Linked DNA regions of Homo sapiens: region 2 is linked to region 1. Evidence: chromatin contacts called from ENCODE Hi-C or POLR2A ChIA-PET data. All regions are on one chromosome and are shown on one strand. The core of a region is the stretch at or near the end of the contact, and the rest is flanking DNA. Distances in the headings are between cores, read along the strand shown.

Region 1 (4,799 bases), core at 1,819-4,318:
TATCAGCTCTCACCGGCTTGCAACTCTATTTCCTGCTCTCTCCCTCACCCTTACCCTGGGACGCTTGGGAGAATAAGATTTAATTTCCCATTTCTGGGGACTCTAAAAACTGTGCAGAAGGGAAAGGGAAGGTAAGTCATTGAGGGCTGACCATCTCCAGGACCAGGTAAAGGCTGAGACGGAAACACACTTGCTTGCCTGCCTGACCCAGAAAGCCTTGTTCTCCTTTCTGGAACCTCGGGAGCAAAACAGGCAAAGGTCCCACAGGTGATTGGGGGAAGAGCAATCCAGATGGCAGATAATCCTATACAATAATGCTCAGGCACACCAGGGGTCAGAGAAATGAAACAAAGTAACAATGAAGTGTTACTGCCCACCCATCAGCCCAGCCAGCACAAACAAGGAAATCACAACTGATGCTACGGGGATGTGGAAACAGGTGCCTTCATGTACTATTAATGGAAGTGAGAATTGCTGTAGTTTATTGGGAAAACAATCTGGAAACATCCTATATATATATAGTGTATACACACACACACACACACACACACACACATCCCCTTCAGCTCAGCACTCCTACTCTTGGGAATCTATGCCTGGGAAATAAAAGCACTAGCTCGGAAGGACACATACACACACGCGTCCATATGTACAAATGAGAATGTTTGTGGAAGCATTATTTATAAGTGAAAAAACTAGAGATAAAATGAATGCCATCAAAGTAAGAATGTTGAATCAGATGTGGGCCATCCATCCTATGGACTACATTAGCAGAATGAAATAAGAGAGGCATACCAGTGAACTTGAGGGATTTTTCTATGAAGTACTGATGAGCAAGAAAAGCAACATGCAGTAAATTTGATTCATATGATCTCATTTTTATAAAACAATTTTTAAAAACTTGTACATGTATCTATGTGTTGATGTGTGTCATAAGTGTCTATGACTTTTATAAGCACAGATAAACATATGGGAGGATTCCAAGTTATTAAATGAGTTATTTGGTGTGGAGTAGGGGTCGGGGTAGCGTGGAAACAAAGGGAAAAACTCCATGCACCCCCCTCTCTCACGCACACATGCATGCACACATCCAGGGAAACAATAAGAATGAGGGGTCCCTGGCCCTCTTTCCCTCTGTGGTGCCTGCCCGGAGCTCAGCTCTTGTGGGTAGCTGTCACTACAGGACACTGTGGAGGGGACTAATTACATGCCAATAAGTGTAAAGGTCAGTGGCCATCTCAGTGCCACTCAGCACTGGAGTTCCCATTCCTGGGCCCCTGGGCCACAGCCTCCCCGTCGGAATAACACTTGGAAATTTCCAGGAAGAAGAAATTCACTCTGCTCAGGGCAGCATGTTCTACTTTTTGAAAATGACTTTTTAGTGAGTTCTTTCTCACATGATGCTGAATTTCACCCCTTAACGCTTCTGCTCTCTGCTCCACGTCCTGCCCCCTAGAGCCACAAGGAACAAGTACATTTCCTGTCCCATATGAAGACAGAGATAATGCCCCCCTGGGCTTTCTCTTATCTTAACTAAACATCCCCAGTCCTGCCACCGGTGCTGAGCACTCATCTAAGGCATTTCCTGATGGCAGGTCAGGTTCTTACTCCTCCAGTGAGACACAGGGATTTTGATAAGATGCAGGCGAAGACCCCAAATCTCCAAGCCTTCCCAAGGAACAAGTCAGCACTACCCCTATCAGAAAAACTCTGAAGGAGATACAGAGCAGGGTGGGGAGGAAGGCAGTTCCAAAGGTCCTTCTAATTTCCTTAGGAGCCCCATGGCCCGTGGCCACCACTAGCGTGACTACACAATGACTGCCTCCCAGCTTCCACACCGGGCTCCCAGTGCATGTCACCGAGCTTGCCTGGCCATGACTCATGCAGGAAAGGCTGCACAGGTGACGCCAGGTGTGGACATGGCAGAAGGAACGGAAGATGAGGTTAGGCTTGGCTTCCTTGCAATCACCTTCTGAAGGGCTGTGGGCTGCAGCAGGGGCACTGGGCATTCCAAGCTGGGGGAGAATGCAGCCTTCACAGACTTGCCACAGGCACCTATGCCCCAGGGGCATACACAAGGGACTGCAAAGGGAGAAATGAACCATGGTGAGTTAAATCTCATTAATGCAAAACCTACCAACCCAGAATTAGAGAGACCTGGGCCTGGAGTTGACAGCGCCAATCCCAGAAACAGCTTTCACGGGTAAAGATACGAGTACACAATGTTTCAGAATTCCCGAAGGAGGTGACGTAGTAAACTTTCGAAACGTAGTTCCCTGAAGGAGGAATCTTCAGTGGGGTTCTAAGAGCACTGCGTTCCTCTGGGGCTCTGTCATTAGCTGTACATCAGCAGGCAGGTCACCTCTCTGCTTTGAGCCTCAGTTTTGTCTTTGAAAAAATGGAAATAAGCCCAGGCGCGGTGGCTCATGCCTGTAATCCCGGCACTCTGGGAAGCCAGGGCGGGTGGATCACGAGGTCAGGAGTTTAAGACCAGCCTGGCCAGCATGGTGAAACCCTGTCTCTACTAAAAATACAAAAAAAAAAAAATTAGCTGGGTGTGGTGGCACGCGCCTGTAATCCCAGCTACTCGGGAGGCTAGGGCAGGAGAATCACTTGAACCTGGGAGGTGGAGGTTGCAGTGAGCCGAGATTGCGCCATTGCACTCCAGCCTGGGAGACACAGCGAGACTCCATCTCAAACAAAAAAAAAAAAAAAAAAGGAAATAACATATATAGTGAAGCTGATATAAAAATCCAATAAGGGAAATCACATAAAATGACTATGTGACCTTAGATTGCTGTATAAATATGACTTTATTGGTCCTGCTGAGGACAGGCGATGAAGGGTATCCAGTAAGGGACCTGGGTAGCTGCTATGAAATGAGTGACTGGGTGATAACATGAGCCACTTTTCCCAACAAGAAGACAGAAAGAATGGATCAGAAACCAGGAGAGGATTCCAAGTGAATCAAGTGTAAACACACTCCTAGCCCGGGCCCCGCACAGAGTATATGGCCTGACAATGAAGCGATGGCTGGAGCTACATTCCACGACAATGAGCTGGATGCCCCCAGATGAGAGGAGGCCTCCGAGGGCTGTTTCGTCCTCACTCCGCAGAACAATGCTGAGTCTCCCGAATGCCTCTTTTGTTCCATACGGCACAAACATCACAAACATCTTTTAACCACCCTGTGTTTTCCTAGCTGTTTGTTCTTTTCTCAAAGGTCCTAAGATCACAGAATCATCTCCAAGAACAATAGCTGGGGAGCCTGTTCTGCAGTTGAAACAACAAGGTCAAGGGGTTTGTGGCTGAAGCAGGGAAGGCAGGGGGAGGTCAGGGGCTGGGCGGGGCGGGGGGAGCAGCCTGTCCCTGCATTCCCTTGGGATGGGAAGTTCCCACTGGGCCCGCAGGATTCCTGCTCGTGACTGGGGTACCGGCTGCCTGTCTCTAGGATCAGATTCCACTCAAAACTCACATGCTGTCTCTTTTCTCTCTGAAAACAAAAAGCTTAGATTTCTCCTCTGTCTTCAGCCTAAGGCCTCTATCCAGGTTCCACGGACAAGATGATCTACTCAAAGGAGGGCAGAGCCTGGGCGTCCAGCAAAGGCCTCACCCCCACCCACTCTGACACAGTAGCTGCCCCATCCTCCTGGGGGTGCCCCTCCCAACCCCACCACTGCCCTCTGCTGCTCAGATGCCCCCCCCGCCCCAGCCCCCATGGCCACAGAGAAGGAAAGCCTGGTAAAGAGCTTCAGGCTGGGCATGGAATCCTGGCTCCACCACATCCTGGCTCTGAGGCTGGCCTTGAACCATGTGTAAACCATCTGTGCCTCAGTTTTCTCATCTGGAAAATGGGAGTAATATTCATATTGACCTTACAGCATTGCCGTGAGGATTCAGTGACACTCCATATAAAGCAAGCATTGAGCACAGTGCCTGGCACAGGGTGCACCCCAATAACATTAACTAACATTATTATTCCTGTTCAGCTGTAGCAACAGAAACACCCCTGTATTCCCATGACTATCGTTAGCATTGCTATTATCCCTGCAGTGTTCTCCTCGGATGGCTCCATGAAAAGTGCTTAGTAACTCTGAGAGTGAAACCCATTTCATTCAGGATTCAGAGTCAGGATTTCCCTTCTCCGTGGCTCCGTCACTGAGCACCGACTCTGCGGGGTCCCGGAGGGGAAGACAAGGCAAGCTCACGGCACCTGAGAAGCTGGAAGAGCACGGAGAGGGTGTGCGGCCTGGCTGGCACAGCTCCTGCATGTCAGGCCAGCCCCCGCCCTGTTCCCAGACAGTCAGGGTTCCTAGGGCTTACTCCCCCAAACCCTCACCTGCAAATCAGGCTCGTGGTGTTCCCCTACCTCCCTGGGGCTCACAGGCAGGAGAGTGTGAGGGTGTGTGACGTGTGTTGGAGCTAAGATTATATAGCTGGGTGGCCTGTGGGCCACACCTAGCCTGCTGCTGCCTCCTCCGTGAGCACCCCCATGCTCCCAGGGCCCAAACACCCGGGAACCACAGCACACCGGCCATGCCCTTGGAAATGCTGCATCTACCAAAGCCTCCCTGAGCTGCAGGAAGGCCTTGGCCGCCCAGCCATTGAGAGGTCTATCTTTTCACCCGAGGATGTGATCTGCCCTCTACTCAGGCTACACCTACCGAGGCCTTCCAGGTAGAAATTCAGCCAAGGCCTGCCCCAGCGTGTGATTCAAAGGACAAGATGGTGATGAGAGACGGGGTTCCCTCTTGTACAGAAAGCCTTGGGTTGGTGCACGCAGGATGGATGGAGACTGA
Region 2 (4,808 bases), core at 1,692-4,191, 320 kb after region 1:
AAAAGTATACTTAGGCACTTTACATTCCTGTAGATTTTTAGATGAACAAGGTTTTTAGATTTTAGATGAACAAGATTTTGACCTTTAAGCTGATTTTAAACTGGTATTTAAAAAACCAAAAAGGGAACCCAAAATTATACAACGAAATGTGCCCTCCAATCCAAAACAAAAAAAAAATGTTCACTGGGATGTAAAAGTAACCATTGACTATTCAAATTACAAAAGACAATGTTGCAAATGCAACATCCTTCTCCCTATTTCAACCAGTCCCCTTGTATTCTCCTCATTGATTTAACAGGAAAATAGATGTTTAAAGCTTGAACAGTGGTGAAATTTTCATCAGCAAGATGTGCCTTTTGCATTAATTCTACAGCACCAAGACAGTTATGTGCACACACTAGACTTAAATGCCACAAGATTCATTTATGAATAAAGACACGTATTAATTTAAAGACAGCCCAATAGATCAGGACACAAGTGCAGCTGCCTTACTACCAAAAAACAAGCCCAGGCCTCACAAGCTTTTTATTTTGATACAAGTTTCACTATCACTCAACATACACAATACTCTCAAAAGTAAAGCTCTTCTTATACATACAACATGTGAATGAAGACTTCTCAAATATTCTTTTCAAATGCTATACAGATCCTCATAGTAATAGGATTATGGAAAAACTATAAAAAATTAAGAATATGAATAATGAAACTTCTATTTCTCGGCAGTCTTCCCTCTATTGCAAATCTAATTTGTCCCCAAAATGTATATAAGATGTTGAAGTTATTGAAATTTTGGCATCTCTTCCCAATTTGCAGCTAACAATAATTGGAATATGGGAAACAACTCCTGAAAACCTGTAATATTTTAATTAACATAGAATTTATGTTACAATCAAGTTTAACAAAAGTTCACTATAATATTCCCTACAACTTAATCAGTATGTTGCCCTCTTATTTTATATTCAATGATTTCTTTATTTCAAAAACAAAGACATCACATGGTTTGTGACCAACCCCAGTAGCTAGAAGTATTTCCAAATCACTTCTCTCAACTTAAAAAAAAAAAAAAATTAATGTGAAACAAAGGGAGTTCAAAGCTACATCTTCTAAGGGAAAAATGCTGTGATTATTTCACTTAAAAATAAATAGCTGAGTCATAGTAACAAAATTTCACAAAAAGCTGAACTTTCTAAGGTGCACTTTAAAAATTACTCCACTTGCCATGCTGTCCTGGAAACCAACCTGCACGCCTGTCCTAGGAAATCTATTTGTGTCTCTTGAGTCCTTCAATAATGCAGAACATAAAAGTTTCAAAAATGAATCGCAACAACAGCTATCAAAGGAAGTGGGTTTTTTTAAATAATAGCCCTAGGCTCCAATAAAATTAATACCCAAAAATCATCAAAGGGCAAACGCAAAAAGCGTTCTTAAATTTTCTCTAAGTAGCAGTTCCTTAGTTTTACAATTCTTTTCTTTTTCGCTGAAAGGAGAATAAGAAATCCAATTAACAGTGTTAAGGATGAGAACAGTTAGTTCCCAGGCAGAGGATGCAATTTACAATCCAGGCTTGGCCCAGACATTAGCGGGCACACACACGCCAGTGCTCAGAGGAAGCTTCAAGAAATGTCACTATCTAACGGAAGTGTTAAGGCCTTATATTTGTAAGGACTATGACCAGCCCTGTAAATAAATACACTGTAAAACGCAACCTAGAAAAACTCCATTGTCCAAAACAACTCAAGACTTTCCTACTATCCTCAAAACAGAAAGAACCTGTGTCCTGGACGGCCTCAGGACGACCGCCTCTCACATAGAAAGAAGGGCAACCCATGTGAATCGGAGTGCCCCCATGTCAACTCTGTGACAGATCCACTGGGAGCATCCGACTGTGATCCGGGCCCTCCTGGGCAGAGGCTGCTGGAAGAGGAACACACAGGCAATCTTCACGGCCCTCCTACTTCCGTTCTCAAAACAGAAATGCACTTTTCTGCTAGTCCTCCGCCCTCAGCCCGGTACCTCTCGACAGCTGTGCCCCCTTCAACGAGCTTAAGTGGAAAGAAAAGCAGGTAGTCACCAACTAGGGTCCACGGAATGCGGTTGATCACAGCGCTTCCCCCCGCGATTCCCGCACGCATCCACCGCGGGCGCCCTCCGGAGAGTCGCTCTGGCCGGGGGCACCGCGAAGCAGAAGTCGGCGTCCCAGTTCGCCCCCTACTCTCTCCTCCCCGGGGAAGGGGGGCAGAAAAGCGCAAAGAGGAACTAAATGAACTGCAAGAGGATGCCCTGAAAGCTCCCTCAAAGAGGGGGTGGGGAGGGGGTGGAAACCAAGAAGGGGCGGAAGGAAGGGGGAAGGAAGAGCAGCCAGAGGAGGAAGGGGGCGAGAGCGAGCGCCCGCGAAGGGGACGGGACTTCGGGAGCGCGGCTGCACCCCATTTCCCCCAGCGGGAGAGGGTGCGCCGGCCTTCGGGGCGCTCCGCCCCGGCAGAGGGCAAGGAAAGAAATGAGAGGCGACGTCCCCGTCCCCGCCACTTCGTCGCCCCTCGGGAGGGCTCGGTGGGGACTGCAGTGCCCTCGCAGGGTGGGAAACGGCGGCAACAGCCGCTCGCCCCGTCGGAAGGAGCGGACGGCGGGGCCTCCTCCGGGTGCGCGGGCCCGGCTTTCACGCCCCCAGCGCCGGGAAGGCAGCTCCGCGGTGACGCCGGGCGGCCGTGCCGGTTACCTGAAGCGGGGCGAGTCCTTCAGACACTCCTCGAAATCCACAGTCATCTTCATCCTGCCTCCGCCTCGCAGGCGGCGCTGGCAAAGCCGAGGGGGCCGCGGGAGCGGCCGCGCTGGGACGCAGACGGCTACGGCGGGCGCACGGCCGCGACTAGCGTTGCGCGGAGCTGCGAAGGGCGCCTCGCCCGCTGGTCATAGCAGCCGCGAAGACGGCGACGACTAGTCAGGCCCCAGTCCCGCCCCTCTTCCTCCCGCCCCAAGTAGAGCGCTGGCCGCAGGGAAACGGCCGGGGAGTGACAGCAGCGGCCAGCCAGCCACGAACCTGGCGGCCAAGGGGCGGGGCATCCGGCAGCACCGCCTGCGGGCGCCCGGGCAACGGGTCTGAGCGACGGCAACCCGAGCCAATGAGCAGCGCGACCGTGGGCACCTCCTTGCCACAACCGCCCCCGAGGGCCAACCGGGATGCGCGGGCGTCGCTAGGCGGGACGCACCGGTTGCTGGGAGGCCGGCAGCTGAGGTTCCTTGGGAAGGAAGTCACGTGGCTGCGGCCGCGCTTCCCTCCGAGCCCCCGCCTCTTCTCCTGCTCCCCGAGCCCCGCCCTGCTGAGCTGCCAGCCCAGAGGAGCAGTCTCCTGCAGGTCTGAGGAAGGAAATTTGCTTTTCAAAGCAGATTGGCAGAAATCTGAAGAGGTTAGAGGCAGAAATTATAAAAGGAAGAGATAGGCTAAGCCACCTATTCCTTTCAGTTTAGAGAAACTGAGGCCAGAAGAGGAGCGAGGATAACTTTAGTGATAAAATCCATCTTTCATGTATTTGTTCCATAGCTTCATAATCTGGAAATTGCTCCCATGTACATCTTCTCATATAGCCAGAGACCACTTCCTGAAGGAGCTGCCGTTTGGGTTGGACATAGAAAGATTTAGGCAGGTATGGGAGGTAGGGTGCTTCGTGTGGAGGAACTCCTCTCAAAACTGCCGAAAGCATTCCCCCTCACTGACACTTTGCTCCTGGTGGTTTTCACTGTTCTGCCATGGTGGGGTTCTGAAGACCAGGCTCATCGTACTCACCTTGCAACACCTGCCCCTCTAATCCACACTTTTTCTAGAAGCACTTTAAGATACTTATCATCTGATCCTCACGGCAGGTATTTACCATACTCCTTCATTTTAAGATGCCATTGATTGTAAAAAGTACAAAGATGTCTTATATGTAATGAGTAATTTTTAAGCCAACCTAAAAAACACGGGCGTATCTATAAAAATGAATATACAGGGTGTTCTAACAGCATAGTGGCTCTGAGTGAGAATCTGGAGGCAAACTTCCTGGATTTAGGTCCCAGCTTTCTCACTTTAAAATGAACATAACACACAGATCTGATGAAGTTGTCCGGTTAACACAGTGCCACATATCGATCATTCAGTAAATGTTGGCTATTTTAATTGTACCATTTGCCTCTTCAGTACTATAATCAAAGGGCTTAAGTCTAAGTTCTCTCACTTTCACTGTCTGAAGTTTTTGTTTGTCTCAAAAACAATCAAACAATTTCGTTCCGTTCCCCAGGCTGGTCTCAAACTCATGGCCTCAAGTGATCCTTCTGTCTCAGCCTCCCAAAATGCTGAGATTACAGGTGTGAGCCACACACCCAGCCTTCTAAAGTCTTAATATAACTTTCTGACCGTCTGGCTAAGTATAGCGTGATGACATACTGTTTTTCGTAACCCATCAAGAGATATCTTGATCTCTTTAGCATCTTTAGAAATTAACAGTATAGACAGGGCATGGTGGCTCACACCTGTAATCCCAGCACTTTGGGAGGCCGAGGTGAGCAGATTCCTTGCTCCAGGAGTTCCAGACCAGCCTGGGCAACATGGTGAAATCCTGTCTCTACAACTCTACAAAAATATACAAAAAATTAGCCAGGCACATGCCTATAGTCCCAGTTACTCATGAGGCTGAGGTGGAAGGGTCACTTAAGCCTAGGAAGTCAAGACTGCAGTGAGCCATGATTGTGCCACTGCACTCCAGCCTGGGTAGACAGAGCAAAACACTGTATCAAAAGAAAAAAAAAGGAAAAAGGAAAATTAACAGTATAAT

Evidence for each region. A loop is a pair of places that touch in the nucleus more often than their neighbours do. ChIA-PET counts read pairs that join two places held with the same protein, here RNA polymerase II (POLR2A). Pooled maps may share reads with other maps.
Region 2: a loop to region 1 is called in a map of endothelial cell of umbilical vein, with 8 times the contacts of the local background. The contact joins the promoter of ACAP2 here to the enhancer-like site in region 1. A Hi-C loop is called at or near these places in 1 of 168 maps with a recorded cell type or tissue (endothelial cell of umbilical vein), 1 of 37 single-sample maps with no recorded cell type and 4 of 50 pooled maps. POLR2A ChIA-PET finds 5 or more read pairs at or near these places in 5 of 52 experiments (B cell, BJ, activated CD4-positive, alpha-beta T cell and 2 more).

The regions. Positions count from the first base shown.
Region 1 is chr3:195,116,588-195,121,386 of GRCh38, forward strand. The region is part of intron 3 of XXYLT1 (xyloside xylosyltransferase 1); the gene reads right to left. Among named protein-coding and RNA genes, the nearest start is that of MIR3137, 16 kb to the right of the region's middle. RefSeq lists enhancers at 714-1,256, 1,257-1,797, 1,531-1,590. Within about 2 kb of position 3,069, at least 8 of the 41 ENCODE cell types and tissues checked have a DNase peak (open chromatin) inside an H3K27ac peak, as active enhancers do; they include endothelial cell of umbilical vein, where a contact is called at or near this core.
Region 2 is chr3:195,440,079-195,444,886 of GRCh38, forward strand. It overlaps ACAP2 (ArfGAP with coiled-coil, ankyrin repeat and PH domains 2), which reads right to left and starts at 2,942. Exons shown (of 23, transcript NM_012287.6): 1 at 2,717-2,942. The coding sequence starts at 2,769. RefSeq lists enhancers at 1,857-1,946, 2,486-2,985 and silencers at 2,397-2,446, 2,467-2,686, 2,807-3,306.